Regions from separate parts of the Homo sapiens genome. Here region 2 is linked to region 1. A link is an interaction called in ENCODE POLR2A ChIA-PET data of the cell type or tissue named here. Cell type or tissue: HepG2. All regions are shown on one strand. Each heading gives the region's core, and the rest is flanking DNA. Links, peaks and the distances in the headings are about the cores only.

Evidence for each region. ChIA-PET counts read pairs that join two places held together with the same protein. Peaks named below come from ENCODE experiments on the same cell type or tissue, not always from the same donor. Only the 100,000 strongest peaks of a DNase experiment are listed, where the experiment ranks them.
Region 2: POLR2A ChIA-PET joins it to region 1 with 5 read pairs; 2 of 35 experiments call an interaction of 5 or more read pairs at or near these places.

The regions. Positions count from the first base shown.
Region 1 is chr22:30,063,271-30,073,471 of GRCh38, forward strand. The region is part of intron 1 of HORMAD2-AS1 (HORMAD2 and MTMR3 antisense RNA 1); the gene reads right to left. Among named protein-coding and RNA genes, the nearest start is that of HORMAD2-AS1, 12 kb to the right of the region's middle. In HepG2, for the core only: no CTCF peak of the experiment used is centred there; no DNase peak of the experiment used is centred there.
Region 2 is chr22:30,492,019-30,501,009 of GRCh38, forward strand. It overlaps SEC14L4 (SEC14 like lipid binding 4), which reads right to left. Exons shown (of 12, transcript NM_174977.4): 3 at 3,910-3,953; 4 at 3,565-3,624; 5 at 3,236-3,424; 6 at 2,848-2,943; 7 at 2,132-2,192; 8 at 456-539; 9 at 31-137. Among named protein-coding and RNA genes, the nearest start is that of SEC14L4, 9.2 kb to the right of the region's middle. In HepG2, for the core only: no CTCF peak of the experiment used is centred there; a DNase peak (open chromatin) is centred at 5,693; H3K27me3 peaks cover 2,780 bases.

The DNA of each region.
Region 1 (10,201 bases), core at 1,304-9,303:
ACTTTATTTGGTTAGGGAGGATACAATGATTAAATTATGCTTAGAAAAAAGTAGTGATATACAGTTTAAATTGGAAAGGGGGATAGCTAGAAGTCAGTTGCTTGGTTTGGATGCCTCTATAATAATCAAGGTAAGAAGGAACTAGGATCTGAGTTGGAGTGGTGCCAAGAGAATGAAAGGAGGGAATATTGAAAAAAAAAATTGTGTAATTAATACTGACAGGTCCTGGAAACTAAATAAATGTGGGATAGAGGGAAAAAGAAGAACAAAATAGAATGCTTTTCAAGCAGAGACTTCTACAGCCACACACAACAAAGAATACAGACTTTGCAAAATTAGTTCAGGGAAGTCACTACAGAAGCAAATGACAACAACAAGCCCTAGGGTGGGGAATATGATTTTCAGATTATTATATGATTTCCACATTACTTAAATTTTCCAATTTTCAACAAAATTCTAAGACATAGGAAAAAAAACAAGAAAGTATGACCATACACAGAAAAAAAAGCAGTCAAGAGAAATAATCTCTGAAGAAGCCTGGATGTTGGACTTAGTAGACAAAGACTATAAATCAGTTCATATATATATATATGCATTCTATTTTATTCTTCTTTTTCCCTCTATCCCACAATCATTTAGTTTCCAGGACCTGTCAGTATTAATTACACAGTGTTTTTTTGCAATATTCCCTCCTTTCATTCTCTTGGCACCACTCCAACTCAGATCCTAGTTCCTTCTTACCTTGATTATTATAGAGGCATCCAAACCAAGCAACTGACTTCTAGCTATCCCCCTTTCCAATTTAAACTGTATACCACTACTTTTTTCTAAGCATAATTTAATCATTGTATCCTCCCTATATGTTGTGTATATATATATACACAAAGAACTACAGAAAACCATGGGCTAAAAACCTAAAGGAAAATATGAGAATGATATCTTGCCAAATGTAGAATATCAATAAAGAGAAAGAAATTATTTTAAAAAAGAACTAAAAAAAAAAAAATTCTGGAGTTAAAAAGTATAGTAACTGAAATGAAAAATTCACCAGAGGGGATCAACAGTATATTTGAACTAACAGAAGAAGGAATCAGTGAATGTGAAAATACATGATTTGAGGTTATCCAGTTGAGGAGGAATAGGTGGAGGACACTATCAACTGTATCAATATATAGGCATAATGAAAGTTCCAGAAGGAGGGAAGTCAGATAAATAATATCCAAAGAAATAATGGCCAGAAACTTCCCAAATATAGTGAAAAGCATTAATTTACACATCCAAGAAGCTCAGTAAGCTACAAATAGAATAAAATCAGAGACCAATATGTAGATACATCATAATCAAATGATTGATGGTTAAAGACAAAGAGACAATTTAGAAACCAACAAGAGAGAAGCAATTAATCACATACAAAGAATCCTCCATAAGATGAATTCATTTCTCCTTGGAAACCATTTAGGTCAGAAGGTAGTGGGATAACATATTCAAGGTCCTGAAAGGAAAAAGTACTGTGAATCTAGAATTCTGTATCTTGAAAAACTATCCTTCAAAAACAAAGGAGAAATTAAGACATTCCCAGATAAACAAAACTTGACCTGCTCTACAAGAAATTCTACAGGGAGTCCTTCAGGCTGAAATGAAAGGAAACTAGTCAGTAATTCAAATCCACATGAAGAAATAAAGAACACTTTGGTAAAGGTAACTACAAAGCTAAATATAAAAGATAACATAAATGTATTTTTTGTAATTTTTTCTTCTATCTAATTTAAAAGACAATGGCATAAAGCAATACTAATAAAGTGGTGTTAATGGGCTTATAATATATAAAGAGGTTTACGTATGTTAAAAAATAGCATAAAGGGGCTCACATCTGTAATCCCAGTACGTTGGTAGACCGAAGTGGGTGGATTGCTTGAACTCAGGAGTTCAAGACCAGCCTGGGCAACATGGTGACATCCAGTCTCTATTAAAAATAACAAATATTAGCTGACTGTGGTGGCGCATGCCTGTAATCCCAGTTACTCAGATGGCTGAAGCATGAGAATGACTTGAACTTGGGAGATGGAAGTTGCAGTGAGCTGAGATCATGCCACTGCACTCTAACCTGGGCAACAGAATGAGACCTTGTCTCAAAAAAAAAAAAAAAAAAAGCATAAAGGAAGGGACAAGGAATGGAGCTACATAGAAAGAAAGTTTTTCTATAATAAATTCATTTTGTAAAATAAATTCACTCAATACATTGTATTAATCTGAACTAGATTACTACAAACTAAGATGTTAATTACAATCACCAGGAAACCACTAAGAAAATAACTTTAGGCCAGGTACAGTGGCTCATGCCTGTAATTCCAGTATTTTATGAGGCTGAAGCAGGAGGATCACTTGAGGCTAGGAGTTTTTTTGTTTTTGTTTTTGTTTTGTTTTTGATACAGAGCCTTGCTCTGTCACCCAGGCTGGAGTGCAGTGGTGTGATCTTGGCTCGCTGCAACCTCTGCCTCCTGGATTCAAATGATTCTCCTGATCTCAGCCTCCTGAGTAGCTGGGATTACAAGCAAGCACCACCACACCCAGCTAATGAGGCCAGGAGTTTGAGACCAGCCTGGGCAACATAGCAATATTCATCTCTACAAAAATTTTTAAAAATAAAATTAACTGGTTGGACATGGTGGCTCACACCTGTAATCCTAGCATTTTGGGAGGCTGAGGCAGGTGACTGGCTTGAGCCCAGGAGTTTGAGACCAGCTGGGCAACATGGTGAAAACCTCCCTCTCCCTCCCCCTCCCTCTCCCCCTCTCCCTCTCCCTCCCTCTGTCTCCCTCTCCCTCTCCCTCTCGGTCTCCCTCTCCCTCTCTTTCCATGCTCTCCCTCTGATGCCAAGCCGAAGCTGGACTGTACTGCTGCCACCTCGGCTCACTGCAATCTCCCTGCCTGATTCTCCCGCCTCAGCCTGCCCAGTGCCTGCTATTGCAGGCACGTGCCGCCACGCCTGACTGGTTTTCGTATTTTTTTGGTGGAGACGGGGTTTCGCTGTGTTGGCCGGGCTGGTCTCCAGCTCCTAACCGCGAGTGATCTGCCAGCCTCGGCCTCCCGAGGTGCCAGGATTGCAGACAGAGTCTCGTTCACTCAGTGCTCAATGTTGCCCAGGCTGGAGTGCAGTGGCGTGATCTCAGCTAGCTACAACCTCCACCTCCCAGCCGCCTGCCTTGGCCTCCTAAAGTGCCAAGATTGCAGCCTCTGCCCGGCCGCCACCCCGTCTGGGAAGTGAGGAGCGTCTCTGCCTGGCCACCCATCGTCTGGGATGTGAGGAGCTCCTCTGCCCGGCTGCCCAGTCTGGGAAGTGAGGAGCGCCTCTTCCCAGCCGCCATCCTGTCTAGGAAGTGAGGAGCGTCTCTGCCCGGCCGCCCCGTCTGGGATGTGAGGAGCGCCTCTGCCTGGCTGCGACCCCGTCTGGGAGGTGAGGAGCGTCTCTACCCGGCCGCCCCATCTGAGAAGTGAGGAGCCCCTCCTCCCGGCAGCTGCCCCATCTGAGAAGTGAGGAGCCCCTCCGCCCGGCAGCCACCCCATCTGGGAAGTGAGGAGCGTCTCCGCCCGGCAGCCGCCCCGTCCGGGAGGGAGGTGGGAGGCAGCCCCCGCCCGGCCAGCCGCCCTGTCCGGGAGGGAGGTGGGGGGCGCCTCTGCCCGGCCGCCCCTTCTGGGAAGTGAGGAGCCCCTCTGCCTGGCCGCCACCCCCTCTGGGAGGTGTACCCAACAGCTCATTGAGAACGGGCCATGATGATGATGGCGGTTTTGTGGAATAGAAAAGGGGGAAATGTGGGGAAAAGATAGAGAAATCAGATTGTTGCTGTGTCTGTGTAGAAAGAAGTAGACATAGGAGACTCCATTTTGTTCTGTACTAAGAAAGATTCTTCTGCCTTGGGATGCTGGTGATCTATGACCTTGCCCCCAACCCTGTGCTCTCTGAAACATGCTGTGTCCACTCAGGGTTAAATGGATTAAGGGTGGTGCAAGATGTGCTTTGTTAAACAGATGCTTGAAGGCAGCATGCTCCTTAAGAGTCATCACCACTCCCTAATCTCAAGTACCCAGGGACACAAACACTGAGGAAGGCTGCAGGGTCCTCTGCCTAGGAAAACCAGAGACCTTTGTTCACTTGTTTATCTGCTGACCTTCTCTCCACTATTGTCCTATGACCCTGCCAAATCCCCCTCTGCGAGAAACACCCAAGAATGATCAATAAAAAAAAAAAAGAAAAAAAAAAGAAAACCTAGCTCTATAAAAAATCCAAAAAAAAAAAAAATTTGCTGGGCATGGTGGCACATGCCTGTAGTCCCAGCTATTCAGGAGGCTTAGTTGGGAGGATCACTTGAGCCCAAAAGTTCAGGGCCGCAGTGAGCTATGATTGTGCCACTGCACTCCAGCCTGGATGACAGAGTGAGACCTTGTCTCTAAAAAAATAAAATAAATTGCCTGGTGCAGTGGCTTATGCCTGTAATCCCAACACTTTGGGAGGCCAAGGCAGGTGAATCACTTGAGGTCAGGAGTTTGAGACCAGCCTGGCCAACATGGTGAAACCCTGTCTCTACTAAAAATACAAAAACTAGCAGGATGTGGTGGTGTGCGCCTGTAGTACCAGCTACTCGGGAGGCCGAGGCACGAGAATCGCTTGAACCCGGGAGGCAGAAGCTGCAATGAGCTGAAATCGTGCCACTGCACTATAGGCTGGGCAAAAGAGTGAGACTACATCTCAAAAATAAAATAAATAAATAAATAAAATAAAATAAATCTAAAAAGAAAATATTTTTAGAATATATAGGAAAAGAAATGACAAGAAGTTAAAATGGCACATTGGAAAATATCTACAAAAAAAGCAGTAAGGGAGAAAGAAATAAAAACACATAAGACATATAGAAAACAAATAGCAAAATTACAGACATAAATCCAACCTTGTTAGCAATGGATTAAGCACTCCAATCAAAAGGCAGAGATTGGAAAAATGGATAAAAACAACATGATCCAACCATATTCTGTCTATAAGAGATACAGTTTATTTCACTTATTTTAATCTTTTGAAATGATTCAATCTTGTTCTGTTGCCCAGGTGGGGTGCAGTGGTGTGATCACAACTCACTACAACTTTGAACTCCTGGTCTTAAGCAATCCTACCCCAGCCTCCCAAGTAGTTGGGACTAAAGGCACATGCCATCCCACCCAGCTAATTTTAGAAAGTTTTTTTAGAGATGGCATCTGTATTGCCCAGGCTGGTCTTGAACTCCTGGGCTCAAGCGATCTTTATCTCTCTCCCCACCCTTTTTTTTTTTTTTTTAAGAAACAGGATCTCACTCTGTCATCCAGGCTAGAGTGCAACGCACAATCATAGCTAACTGCAGCCTCAAAATCCTGAGCTCAAGTGATCCTTCCAACTCAGCCTCCTGAGTAGCTGGGACTACAGGTGCAGGCTACCAAACTCAGCTAATTATTAAGTATTTTTTTTTTTTAGAGACAGGGTCTTATTTGTTGGCCAGGCTGGTCTTGAACTTCTGGCCTCAAGAGATCCTCCCACTTCAGCCTCCCAGAATTCTGTGATTATAGGAGTGAGCCACCACTCCGGGCCCATCTGGCATTTTTATTATTGTCAAAGAAAAGAGCTGGAGTAGCTATACTTATACCAGACAAAAAAAGACTTTAAGATAAAATGTGTTACTAGACACCAAAAAAGGACATTTAATAATGATTTTAAAAGTCAGTCTATCAAGAAGATACAGGCTGGGTGCAGTGGCTCATGCCTATAATCCCAGCACTTTAGGAGGCCGAGGTGGGTGGATCACTTGAGATCAGGAGTTCGAGACCAACCTGGCCAACATGGTGAAACCCTGTCTCTACTAAAAATACAAAAATTAGCTGGGTGTGGTATGGGGTGCTTGTAATCCCAGCTACTCAGAAGGCTGAGGCAGGAGAATCGCTTGAACCTGGGAGTTGGAGGTTGCAGTGAGCCAAGATCATGCCACTGCACTCCAGCCTGGGCAACAGAACAACAACAACAAAAAAGAAGATACAACAATTAGAAACAAATATCTACCTAACAACAGAGCCTCAAAATACATGAAGCAAAAAATAAATAAGGGGAGAAATAAACAATTCAACAATACTAATTAGAGAAATAATACTTCCCTCTCAGAAATAGATAGAACAACTAGACAGAAGACCAACAAGGAAATAGAAGACTTGAACAACACTACAAACTAACTAGATCTAAGGAACATCAATAGAACTTTCCACCCAAAACCAGCAGACTATACATTTTCTCAAGTGCACATGGAATAGTCCCCAGAATAGACCATATGTCAGGCTATAAAACAAGTGTCAATAAATTTAAAAGGACTGAAATCATACAATGTATATTCTGTCACTGCAAGCAATATCACAATAAATCAACAACTGAAGGAAATTTGGGAAATTTACAAATATGTGGAAACCACAAAACACACTCCAAAATACCTATTAGGTCAAAGAAGAAATCACAAGAGATACTAGAAAATACTTTGAAGTGAATGAAAACAAAAACACAATGTAGCAAAATTAGGGCTGGGCATGGTGGCTCAGACCTGTAATCCCAGCACTGTGGGAGGCCAAGGCTGGTGGATCACCTGAGGTCATGAGCTCGAGATCAGCCTGTCCAACATGGTTAAACCCCATTTCTACTAAAAATACAAAAAGTAGCTGGGTGTGGTGGCATGCACCTGTAATCCCGGCTGCTCGGGAGGCTCAGGCATGAGAATTGCTTGAACCTGGGAGGTGGAAGTTGCAGTTAGCTGAGATTGCACCACTGCACTCCAGCCTGGGTGACAGGGCAAGACTCCATCTCAAAAAAACAAAAACAAAACAAAACAAAAAAACCCCACCAAAAACAATGTAGTAAAATGTATGAGATGCAGCTAACACACACCTAAGTGGGAAATTTATAGCTGTAAATGCTACATTAAATAAAGACCTTGAATAAATTACCTAATCTTACATTTTAAGAAACTCAAAAAAGAAGAGAAAACTAAATCCAAAGCAAGCAGAAAGAAGGGAATAATACAGATTAGAGTAGAAACAAACAAAATTGAGAATAGAAAAACAATAGAGAAAATCAATAAAACCAAAAGTTGTTTCTTGGAAAAAAAAATCAACAAAATTGACAAATCTTTAGCAAGGCAGACTAAGAAAAAAATTAGACTGAAGTTACTAAAATTAGGATTGAAAGAGGTACATTATTACCAACCTTACAGAAATAAAAGGGATTATAAGAGAATTTTATAAATAATTGCATGACAGCCAGGAGCAGTGGCTCATGCCTGTAATCCCAGAACTTTGGGAGGCCAAGGTGGGTGGATCACTTGAGGCTAGGAGTTTGAGACCAGCCTGGGCAGCATGGCAAAACCCTGTCTTTACCAAAAATACAAAAAAAGATAGCCAGGCCTGGTGGTGTGTGCCTGTAGTCCCTGCTAATTGGGAGGCTTGAGGCATGAGAATTGCTTGAACTGGAAGGCGGAGGTTGCAGTGAACTGAGATCACGCCACTGCCCTCCAGCCTGGGTGATACAGCAAGACTCCATCTCAAAAAGAAAAAAAAACAACTGTATGCCAACAAATTAGGTAAACTAGATGGAATGGACAAATTCCTATAAAGACACAAACTACTGAATGACTCAAGAAAATATAGATAACCTGAATAGGCCTATAATAAGCAGAGATTGCATTAGTAGTTAAAAACAACAACAACAACAACAACAACAACAACAACAAACCTTCCACAAAGAAAAGCCCAGGACCACATGGCTTCACTGGTGAATTCTACCAGATATATAAAGAAGAATTCACACTCTTCCCAAAAAATAAAAGGGGAGAGAACACTTCTCAATGCCTTCTATGAGATGGGTATACCAAAACCAGAAGAAAGAACATCACAAGAACACTACAAATCAATATCCCTTATGAATATAGACACAACACTCCCCCCAAATAGTGGCAAACTAAATCCAATAACATATAAAAAGGAATATACACCACAAACCACATGGAATTTATCCCAGGATTGCAAGGTTGGTTCAATATATAAAAATCAATTTAACATACTAAGGATAAAGGATAAAACTCACATGATCAATAGATGTAGAAAAAGTATTAAATAAAATCCAATATCTTTTTTTTTTTTTTGAGATGGAGTCTCTCTCTGTCAGCCAGGCTGGAGTGGCATGATTTCTGCTCACTGCATCCTCTGCCTCCCGGGTTCCAGCGATTCTCCTGCCTCAGCCTCCTGAGTAGCTGGGATTATAGGCGCCTGCCACCACACCTGGCTAATTTTTGTATTTTTAGCAGAGAAGGGGTTTCACCATGTTGGCCAGGCTGGTCTCAAACTCCTGACTTCAGGTGATCCGCCCGTCTTGGTCTCCCAAAGTGCTGGGATTACAGGTGTGAGCCACTGTGCCTGGCCAAAATCCAATATCTTTTTATGATAAAAAACATTCCACAAACTGGGACTAGAAGGAAAGCCATTAATATGATAAAGGGCATCTACAAAAAGCCCCAGCTAACATCATACTTGTTGGTGAAAGACTGAATGCTTTCCCCTAAGAAAATTCCTTATCAGGAATAAGACAAGGATATCTGCTCTTGCCACTTCTATTCAATATTGTACTGGAGGTTCTAGCCGGGGAAATTAACCAAGAAAAATAAATAAACGGCACCCAGATTAGAAAGGAAGAATTAAAACTATCTTTATTTGCAGATGACAAAATCTTGTCTATAGAAAATTCACAAAAAAATTGGTGAGAACTAATACAAGTTCAGCAAGGATACAGGATGCAAGATTAATATACGAAAAGCAATTATTTTTCTATACACTAGCAATGAACAATCCCAAAATGAGATTAAGAAAACAATTCCATGTATAATAGCATTGTTAAGGACTGAATTATGCCCTCCCCAACCCCAATTCATATGTTGAAGCCCTAACCTCCAATGTTACTATACTTGGAGACAGGACCTTTAAGGAGGTAATTAAGGTTAAATGAGGTCATAAGGGTGGAGTGCTAATCCAAAGGGACTGGAGTCCTTATAACAAGAGGAAGAGACATCAAAGACATCTCTCTCTCCACATATGCACAGAGAAAAGACTATGTGAAGACACAGCAAGGAGGAGGCAGTCTGCAAGCCAGGAAGAGAGGCCTCACCCAAAACCAACTCTGCTGGCACCTTAATCTTGGACTTCCAGCCTCTAGAACTGTAAGAAGATCAGCTTCCATTGTTTAAGCCACACTATTTGTGGTATTCTGTTATTGCAGCCCAAGCAAACTAATATAAGCATCAAAGAAAATAAAAATCTTAGGAATAAATTTAACCAAAGAAGTGTAAGACTTGTACACTGAAAACTATAAACATTGTTGAAAGAAATTAAAGAAAACCTATATAAATGGGAAGATATCCATATTTGTGGATTGAAAAACAATATTATTCAGATAGCAATGCTCCCCAAATTGATCTACAGATTCAATGTAATCCCTATCAAAATCTCAGTTGCCTTTTTTGGCAGGCAGTAACAAGCTGATCCTAAAATTCAAATGGAAATGCAAGGGACTCAGAATAGCCAAAACAATCTTGAAAAAGAAAAAAGTCAAAAGATATACTTCTCGGATTTCAAAATGGCCAAGAAGCAAATGAAAAGATGTTCAACACCATTAGTCATTAGGAAAATGCAAATCAAAACCACAATGAGATATCATTTCACACCCAGTAGGATGGCTGTAATTTTTTTTGAGATGGAGTCTCACTCTGCTGCCCAGGCTAGAGTGCAGTAGCACAATCTGGGCTCACTGCAACCTCTGCCTCCCAGGTTCAAGCAATTCTCTTGCCTCAGCCTCCCAAGTAGCTGGGATTACAGGTGTGCACCACCACACTTGGCTAATTTTTGTATTTTTAGTAGAGACAGGGTTTCACCATGTTGGCCAGGCTGGTCTCAAACTCCTGACCTCAGGTGATCCACCAACCTTGGCCTCACAAAGTGCAGGGATTACAGGCATGAGCCACCACACCCAACCTATAACTTTTTTTAAAAGGGGAAAATGACGAAGCAAAGATATGGGAAAATTGGAACCCCTTATACGTTGCTGGTGAATGTAAAACAGTGTAGTTGCTTTGGAAAGAGTTTGACCATTTCTCAAAAA
Region 2 (8,991 bases), core at 992-8,991, 430 kb after region 1:
CTCCTTCCCCATCCTCTGGGCACCCTGTACCTTGGTCAGGCACTTGGGGTTGCCATCGGGGTCAGTCATGGTCCCCCCAAACTCCACAGGCAGCTGGTCGGGGCTGATGAATTTTGTCAGCTCCTGCTTCCAGTTGTCTGCATGGGAGCAAGAGAGGGACTCCAAAGGGACTCAGGAGACTCAACAGAGGGCAGAGGGGGCTGAGCTTGGTGAGGGAACCTGATATGTCCTGGGCGTGCTCCCCCGGGCACCTACTCCTAAGAGTACCCAAGACCTTTATGTGGCTCCCAGCCCACGGTCTAGGACCCAAGGCATTGCCCGTGCGTGTGGAGGCTCACCAGGGTCAGGCCAGGGGTAGTGCCCGAGTAGAGGACGAGCCAGGGAGAAGCAGGGTCTTTAGCATTGACCTCTGCTTCCCAGGCAGATGGACACAACCAGGGGGCCACGTCGCTCACCTCCCAGAATCACAATCTTCCTGCGTGTCTCCTCACTCATGAACGACTTGACCAAGTTGAAGGCCACGGGGAACAGTTTTGGGGCTGAAACACATGTAAATCTCTTGAGAAGCTGGACCAGAAAGGACGTGGGGATACAGAGCCACAGCCAAGAGCAGGTGCTGGACAGGAGGTGGACAGATATGGATTCTGCCACTCTCTGCTGTGTGACCTTCAGCAAGTTACCCACCCTCTCCAAGTCTTAGTGCAGTTAACTGGAAAATGAAGGTGAAATAATGTATGTATAACACCTGGCACAGTTCCTGGCTTTCAATAAATGGTTGTCTCAGGCCAGGCGCAGTGGCTCATGCCTGAAATCCCAGCACTTTGGGAGGCTGAGGTAGGCAGATCACTTGAAGCCAGCAGTTCAAGACCAGCCTGGCCAACATGGTGAAACTCCGTCTCTACTAAAAATACAAAAATTAGCTGAGCGTAGTGGTGCATGCTTGTAATCCCGGCTACTCGGGTGGCAGCGGCACAAGAATTGCTTGAACCTGGGAGGCAGAGGTTGCAGTGAGCCAAGATCACGCCACTGCACTCCAGCCTGGGTGAGAGAGTGAGATTCCATCTCAAAAAAAAAAAAAAAAAAGAAAAGAAAAAAGAAAAAGAAAAATGGCTGTCTCCCCAACCCAGTTGTAAGGGATTGGGCACAAGCTGGCTCTAGGGTCAGCAATATTGATTCCCCAACAGTATCACTTCTTTTCCACACTCCAGGTTGTCTGGAATCTTCTTGGGTGTGACATCTACATGAGACTTCCTGTCCTGCCCTGAATTGCTCACACTCAACTGAGCACTGTCTGTGGGCCAAGCTCTGTGCTCCATCTTCTCCACACACTGTTTCATTTAACCTCATAGTTATCTTTGAGGAGGGGGCTATTGTATCCCCATCTTACATAATGGGAAAACTGAGGCTCAGTGAGGTTAAGTAGACTTGGATAAAATCATAGAGCTAGTTAGATTTGAACCAGATCCTCTGACTCTGGAACACATGACATCACCAGGGCAGCCAGGGACCATTCCCGCTCAAAGTGTGTCCATCCACTAGTGTGGTCCATGGACTATCTGTTCCCAGCCCACACTGACATAAGTAAGTAACAGTAAACATTTAGAAACTTATAACTTGACATTGCTGAAACATACCAGTGCATGATTTTGTATATTACAAAAATATCAGTCTGTGAAGGACTGAAACTAAAAAATAAAGCCAGAGGCCGGGTGCGGTGGCTCACATCTATAATCCCAGCACTGTGGGAGGCCGAAGTGGCTGGATGACTTGAGATCAGGAGTTCAAAACCAGCCTGGCCAACATAGGGAAACCCCATCTCTACTAAAAATACAAAAATTAGCCAGGCATGGTGGCGTGCACCTGTAATCCCAGCTACTAGGAAGGCTGAGGCAGGAGAATTGCTTGAACCCAGGAGGCGGAGGTTGCAGTGAGCCAATATCATGCCACTGCACTCCGGCCTGGGTGACAGAGGGAGACTCCATCTCAATAACTAACTAACCAGAAACCAACCACACAAAACCTGGTTCTTCACAAAGGATGGGTGAAGAAGCCTTTAACTCCATGGCTTACCTACTGTACCCCCAATTCCTGCTTCTCCCTCCCCAGGAGGTCATCCCGGTCATGGGCTTACCTCGAATAACAATTAAATTCTTCAGGGTCTCAGGATAATTTGCTTCCAGGATGCTAAAAAACTGTGGAGTCAAGATGAGTCTGGTTGGGGCTCTGTTCCATCACCTCCCGCCCATGGGTTTCTGTGGCCTCTGATGCTGCTGAGACAAGAGGCCCATCCCTGGCCCATCCTACCTTCCCCACAAGCATGTGCCTCTTCCTCTCTGTTATTCTTTTTTTGTTTGTTGATTTGTTCTCGAGACAGGGTCTCACTCTGTCTCCCAAGGTGGAGTATAGTGGCACAATCACAGGTCACTGCGACCTTGAATTCCTGGGTTCAAGAGATCCTCCCGCCTCAGCCACCCAAGTATCTAGGACTACAGGCACGTGCCACTGCACTGGGCTAATGTAAAAATTATTATTATTGTTGGTAGAGATGACATCTCACTGTGTTGCTCAGGCTGATCCTGAACTCCTGCTCAAGGAATCTTCCCACCTTGGCTTCCCAAAGTGCTGGGATGACAGGCGTGAGCCACCACGCCTGGCCTCTTTGTGTTAATCTTGCTCCCCTTTCTCCGTGGAGGGTGGTCTCTAGGCCAGCATCATTGGCTGGTCTGTGGAGCCCCTGCAAGGCATCCCCACCCCTCTATCTCACTGGATTCTCACATCAATTCACAGCTAGGGCTCACAGCTGGGAGCCACTGCCCACACCAGCCCCAAGCCAGCCACCCACCTTACCTGCTGGTAGACCTCCACAGCTGGCTTCCACAGGTGTTTCAGGCTCAGCCCCTCCATGTCAAACACCATCAGCGCCATCTCGATCTTCCTGCCCAGCTGCTTGGGACAGAGTCATATAGGTCAGACGACAGCTCCAGCCAGGAGATCCTGGCCAGAGAGACTTGGGCACCTCTCCCCACCTTCCTGCCATCCCACCCTCTGGCAGCCCACAGCGTTTTCCAGACAGATGGACAACACCTCACTTTTACGGGTGGGTAAGGGTGGGAGAAGCCCACATTCCACCAGAGCCCTGGGTGCTGAGGGCTGGGGAGGGGCAGGGTGCCACCCTTCTCTGGTCCTGGTGCCACCCTGTAGACAGATGAGGCCCAGCCCCACCCCCGCTGCTCACCTTCTGAGTTTGCAGCTCACACTCATGCAACAGCAGCTCACAGACTTTGATGCGCTTCCGGATCATATCCTGCTTGGAGGCTGACAGCAGGAGACCCTTGGGGTCGAGGGACCCAATGATGTTGAAGTACACAGGGCAGCCTTCGTAGTCGTAGCCACAAAGACCACCCGAGTCATACAGCTGGATGACCTGGAAGTGTGGGTAAGGTCCCGACTCAATCCAGCTCACCAGGCTGGGTCCCTACTCCATCAGGTGGCTGGACGTGGTAGGTGGGAGATGTCAGGGGTGAGGGGCCTCAGATGGCCTGGGGGATGCTGCTCGAGGCTCACCTCAGGGGGCTGCCATGTGACAATGTTGTCCAGGTCTTGTTGCTTCCGGAACTCCATGTGCTGCAGGAACACAGCAGGAGCTATAGGATTTTGCAGGAACCTGGGGACACCAGGCTAGGTCCCTCTGCCCACAGCCACCAAGATCCCACCACAGCATACCCAGGCTCTCAGAGCGTGGGGACAGGAGGTGGGCTGGGGGGACTTGGGTCTGATGCAGAAAGAGATCGGGGGAGGAAGAAAGAAGAAACAGGAGAATGGGACAGGGCCAGAGTCTCTACCCTTTTGCAGCAAATCCCTGGGTCACAGTGCATGGAAGGCAGGGCAGTAGGGATCACAGATCCTTACCCTTCGGAGCATGTCTTCGGATTTCTGCAGGTCAAAGTTTCGAGCTGCAAGAAGAGGAGGTAAATAGAAGCTCAAGGCTAGATCCAGAAAGAGCCCTTCCCTAAAAACTCATGAGGAAACAGCTAAGGTGTCCCCAGCCTTTTCCTGACACCCCAATAATACATTGAACATCTAGAAATGGTTGTTTGTTTGTTTGTGTGTTTATTTTTTGAGACAGAGTCTTGGTTCTGTTGCCCAGGCCAGAGTGCAGTGATGTGATCATAGCTTACTGTGGCCTCTGGCCCAGGTGATCCTCCTACCCCAGCCTCCTGAGTAGCTGAGACTACAGGGCCACACCACCATGCCTGGCTAATTTTTTTTAGATTTTTTTTTTTTGGTAGAGATAGGGATCTTGCTATGTTGCCCAGGCTGGTCTTGAACTCCTGGCCTCAAGCAGTCCTCCCACCTCAGCTTCCCAAAGTGTTGGAATTACAGGCGCGAGCCTCTGTGCCTGACCTAGAAATGTTTTTTAACAAGTTAAGGATCTTTAATCCTCTAGAAGACTGGAGAGCCCTTGATTTCAGTTTCCAGTCTTCCTACAACCTTCTGGAGGCCAATCTAGCCTGTATTTGATGTCCCTCAGGAAGCAGAGACACCCCCCCCCACCACCTGCACAGTGTTAGGGTTGGTGGGGAGCATGGGGTTTGGATTCACAGAGACTGGGGCTTAAAGTCTAGTGTTGCCCTTTTATTTCCTGTGAAACCTTGAGCAAGTCACTTACCTTCTCTGAGCCTTAGTTTTTTAATCAGTTAAATGAGAACACTATCTGTTTCAGTTATTCAAAGAACAACATGAGATAATGTATAGAAAGTGTTTGGCCCAATACCTGGCTCACAGTAGGTTCTCAATAAACAGTAGCTATCATGATTACCTATTTTGAAGAAATAGACACACTTTAATTGAAAACATGATGCTGTATTTTAGAAATGCTTTGACTGTTGCTCTCTGAGACCCCTGGCTCACTGAGGAATTTGTCCACTCCCAGAGCTGAAACAATATGCGGGGTCAGAGATTTTCAAATGGAAGGGATCTCAGATGCTATCCAGGCCTCCTCTGCTCTGATCATGAAACAGTTCCAGAAATCACTCCCGGCCAGGCGTGGTGGCTCACGCCTGTAATTCCAGCACTTTGGGAGACCAAGGCGGGCAGATCACTTGAGGTCAGGAGTTCAAGACCAGCCTGGGCAATATGGTGAAACCCCGTCTCTACTAAAAATACAAAAATCAGCTGGGCATGGCGGCAGGTGCCTGTAATCCCAGCTACTCAGGAGGCTGAGGCAGGAGAATTGCTTGAACCCAGGAGGCAGAGGTTGCAGTGAGCCGAGATCGCATCATTGCACTCCAGCCTGGGGGACAACAGCAAGACTTCATCTCAAACAACAACAACAACAACAACAACAAACACAAAACTTAGCTAGGCGTGGTGGTGCACACCTGTAGTCCCAGCTACTCGGGAGGCTGAGGCACAAGAATCACTTGAACCCAGGAGAAGGAAGCTGCAGTAAGCCAAGATCGCACTACTGCACTCCAGCCTGGGTGACTGAGTGAGACCCTGTCTGAAAAAAAAAAAAAAAGAAAGAACCCCCAATGCAACAGCTCAGCCTTGATTATCTCCCATGATGGAGAGTTCATTACCACAGAAGACATTACCATTCCATTCCTCAGCAGCTTTGACTGAACCCAAATCTGACCTGTGATGATTCCAGCCCCATCATCAGAGGTCAAACAAATACATGTTATCTCTTGTCAATGTGGCAATTCTGCAAATATTTGAAGACAAGCCACCAAGTTCACCTATGCGATCTTTGCTCTGGGCTATATATTTATTAAAATCATCTTCTGTGTCAATTCTGTCAAAGAGAACGTTCTGTGATGATGGAAATGTCCTATACCTGAGCTGCTCATTATGGTAGCCGCTAGCTGCCTGAGGCTACGGAGCAATAGAAACGTGGCAAGTGTGATTGAGGACCTGGAGTTTTAATTTAATTTAATCGTTACAGTTATATGTGGCTACAGGTGATCAAACTGAACAGGGCAGTTCTATATACTTCAGAGATTTTAAGATTTTTGCTGTACAGGTCTTGTGTGTTCTAGGTTAAACTCCTGGGTATTTTATGGGCTTTGTTGCTGTTTTGAATGGTATCTGACTTTTCATTATCTTTTTTTTTTTTTTTTTTTTTTTGAGACAGAGTCTTACTCTGTCACCCAGGCTGGAGTGCAGATCTCAGCTCACTGCAACCTCCACCTCCCAGGTCCAGGCAATTCTCATGCCTCAGCCTCCTGAGTAGCTGGGACTACAGGCATGCACCGCCATGCCTGGCTAATTTTTGTATTTTTATTAGCCAGGTTGGTCTTGAACTCCTAACTTCAAGCGATCTGCCTGCCTTGGCCTCCCAAAGTGCTGGGATTACAGGTGTGAGCCACCATGCCCTGCCCGCTACTGATTTTTATATCTGGCAATATTGCTGAATTTTCTCTTGAGTTCTAGAGGTTTTCTGTTGATCCAGTTGGTTTTCAAGGGAGACAAGCAATTTCTCTGCAAATATTTTAACTCTTTCCTTCTAGTCTTTCTACCAATTGATATTTTTTCTTTCCATGTAACATTGGCAAAGGTCTCCAGTTCTACATTTAAACAGTAATGTTGATTGATTGATTCTTTCCTTGTTCCTGATCTTAAAGAAAATGCATCTAAAATCCTCTAATAAGTGTTAACATTTGTCAGAGGATTTTTGCTACGTAACCATTACCAAGTCAAGGAAACTCCTTTCTATCCCTAGATTGGTAAGACTTTCATTTTGTCTTATAAGTAGGATTTGAACCTTTTCAAATGCTCTATCTGCATTAATTGAGATAGCCACATAATTTCTCATTTCTAGCACTCATTAATGTTTTCAATGACACCGATAGATATTCTGTTGTTGAACTATTCTTGCACACCTAAGATAAACTTCCCTTGGTCACGCTGCATAATTATTATTATTATTATTATTTTTTTGATGGAGTCTCGCTCTGTCGCCCAGGCTGGAGTGCAGTGGCGCGATCTCGGCTCACTGCAAGCTCCGCCTCCCGGGTTCACGCCATTCTCCTGCCTCAGCCTCCTGAGTAGCTGAGACTACAGGCACCCGCCACCACGCCCAGCTAATTTTTTTTTGTATTTTTACTAGAGACGGGGTTTCACCATGTTAGCCAGGATGGTCTTGATCTCCTGAGCCACCGCGCCCGGCCAGTCATGCTGCATAATTTTAATGCCTTATTGGATTCTACTACATAATATTGATTTAGACTACTATTTTTTTTTTAACTGATGGGGTTTCACCATGTTGGCCAGGCTGGTCTGGAACTCCTGACCTCAGGTGATCCGCCTGCTTCGGCCTCCCAAAGTGCTGGGATTACAGGTGTGAGCCACCGCACCTGGCCTGATTTAGACTTCTTTATATCTACATTCATAAGTAAAATAGGCTGAGAATTTTCTTTTTTAAAAAATTGTATTAGCTGGGCGCAGTGGCTCCTGCCTGTAATCCCAGCACTTTCGGAGGCCAAGGCAGGCAGATCACTTGAGGTCAGGAGTTCGAGACCAGCTTGGCCAACATGGTGAAACCCTGTCTCTACTAAAAATACAAAAAATTAGCTGAGTGTGGTGGCTCATGCCTGTAATCCCAGCTAGTCAGGAGGCTGAGGCACGAGAATCACTTGAACCTGGGAGGTGGAGGTTGCAGTGAGCCAAACTTGTACCACTGCACTCCATCCTTGGCAATGAAGCAAGATTCTGTCTCAAAAAAATGATAATAATAAAATGAAATAAAAAATTGTACTGATCTAGCTTTGAAATCAAACTTACTCAAACCTTATAAGGTAACTTTCACTCTCTCATAGGTTCTTAAAGAATTCGTATGAGCTAGAAATTAACTGTTTTTTTTTTTTTGAGACAGAGTCTCTCTCTGTTTCCCAGCCTGGAGTGTGATGGTACAATCTTGGCTCACTGCAACGTCTGCCTCCTGGGTTCAAGCGATTCTCCTGCCTCAGCCTCCCAAGTAGCCAGGATTGCAGTTGCCCACCACCATGCCTGGCTAATTTTTGTATTTTTAGTAGACACAGGGTTTCTCCATGTTGGTCAGGCTTTTCTCGAACTCCCGACCTCAGGTGATCCGCCCACCTCGGCCTCCCAAAGTGCTGGGATTACAGACATGAGCCACCGCGCCCGGCCAACTGGTATTAAAACTCTGGCGGAATTCATCTGTAGAACCACTGGAGTCTGAGTTTTGGGGGAGGGGAAGTTTTTGCTGCCATTTCAATTTCTCTAATATTTATTGGTCTGATGACGTTTTCTATTTCTTCTTGCTGGATTTTGGTCTTATATATTATTTTCTAGAAATGTGTCTTCCTTCACTTGGATTTTCAAATTTATTAGTGCATATTTGTTCATAATCTTCTCTTATAGGCTTAAAAAAGATTCAGTTTATAGGTGATTTTCTGTTGTGTTGTTTGTTTGCTTTTTGAGACAAGCCATCCTCCTACCTCAGCCTCCCGAATAGCTGGAACTACAAGCATGCACCAACACACCCGGCTTATTTTTGAATTTTTTGTAGAGATATGGTTTCGTCATGTTGCCCAGGCTGGTCTTGAACTCCTGGGTCAAGCAATCCTCCTGCCTCAGCCTCCCAAAGTGCCAGGATTACAGGAGTGAGCCACTGTGCCCAGCTATAGGAGATTTTTCAGTTAGGAACCAGAATGTGGTTTCTTATCCTATAAACAGTGGTTTGGGCAATGCTCATGGGATATGAGAACAGAATTTTTTTTTTTTTTTTTTTTTTTTTTTTTAGTAACACCTACTATGCGCCAGGCTGAGGGGACCAGGGCAGGCACATCCCTGCCCTGATGGAACTGGCATCAGATGAAACTAATGGAACCGACAGACAGATGTGGGATGAAGTTAAGGAAAAACAGAGGGGGTCAGGCAGAGTGGCTCATACCTGTAATCCCCGCACTTTGAGAGGCCGAGGCGGGAGGATCATTTTGGGTCCAGGAGTTCGAGACCAGCCTGGGC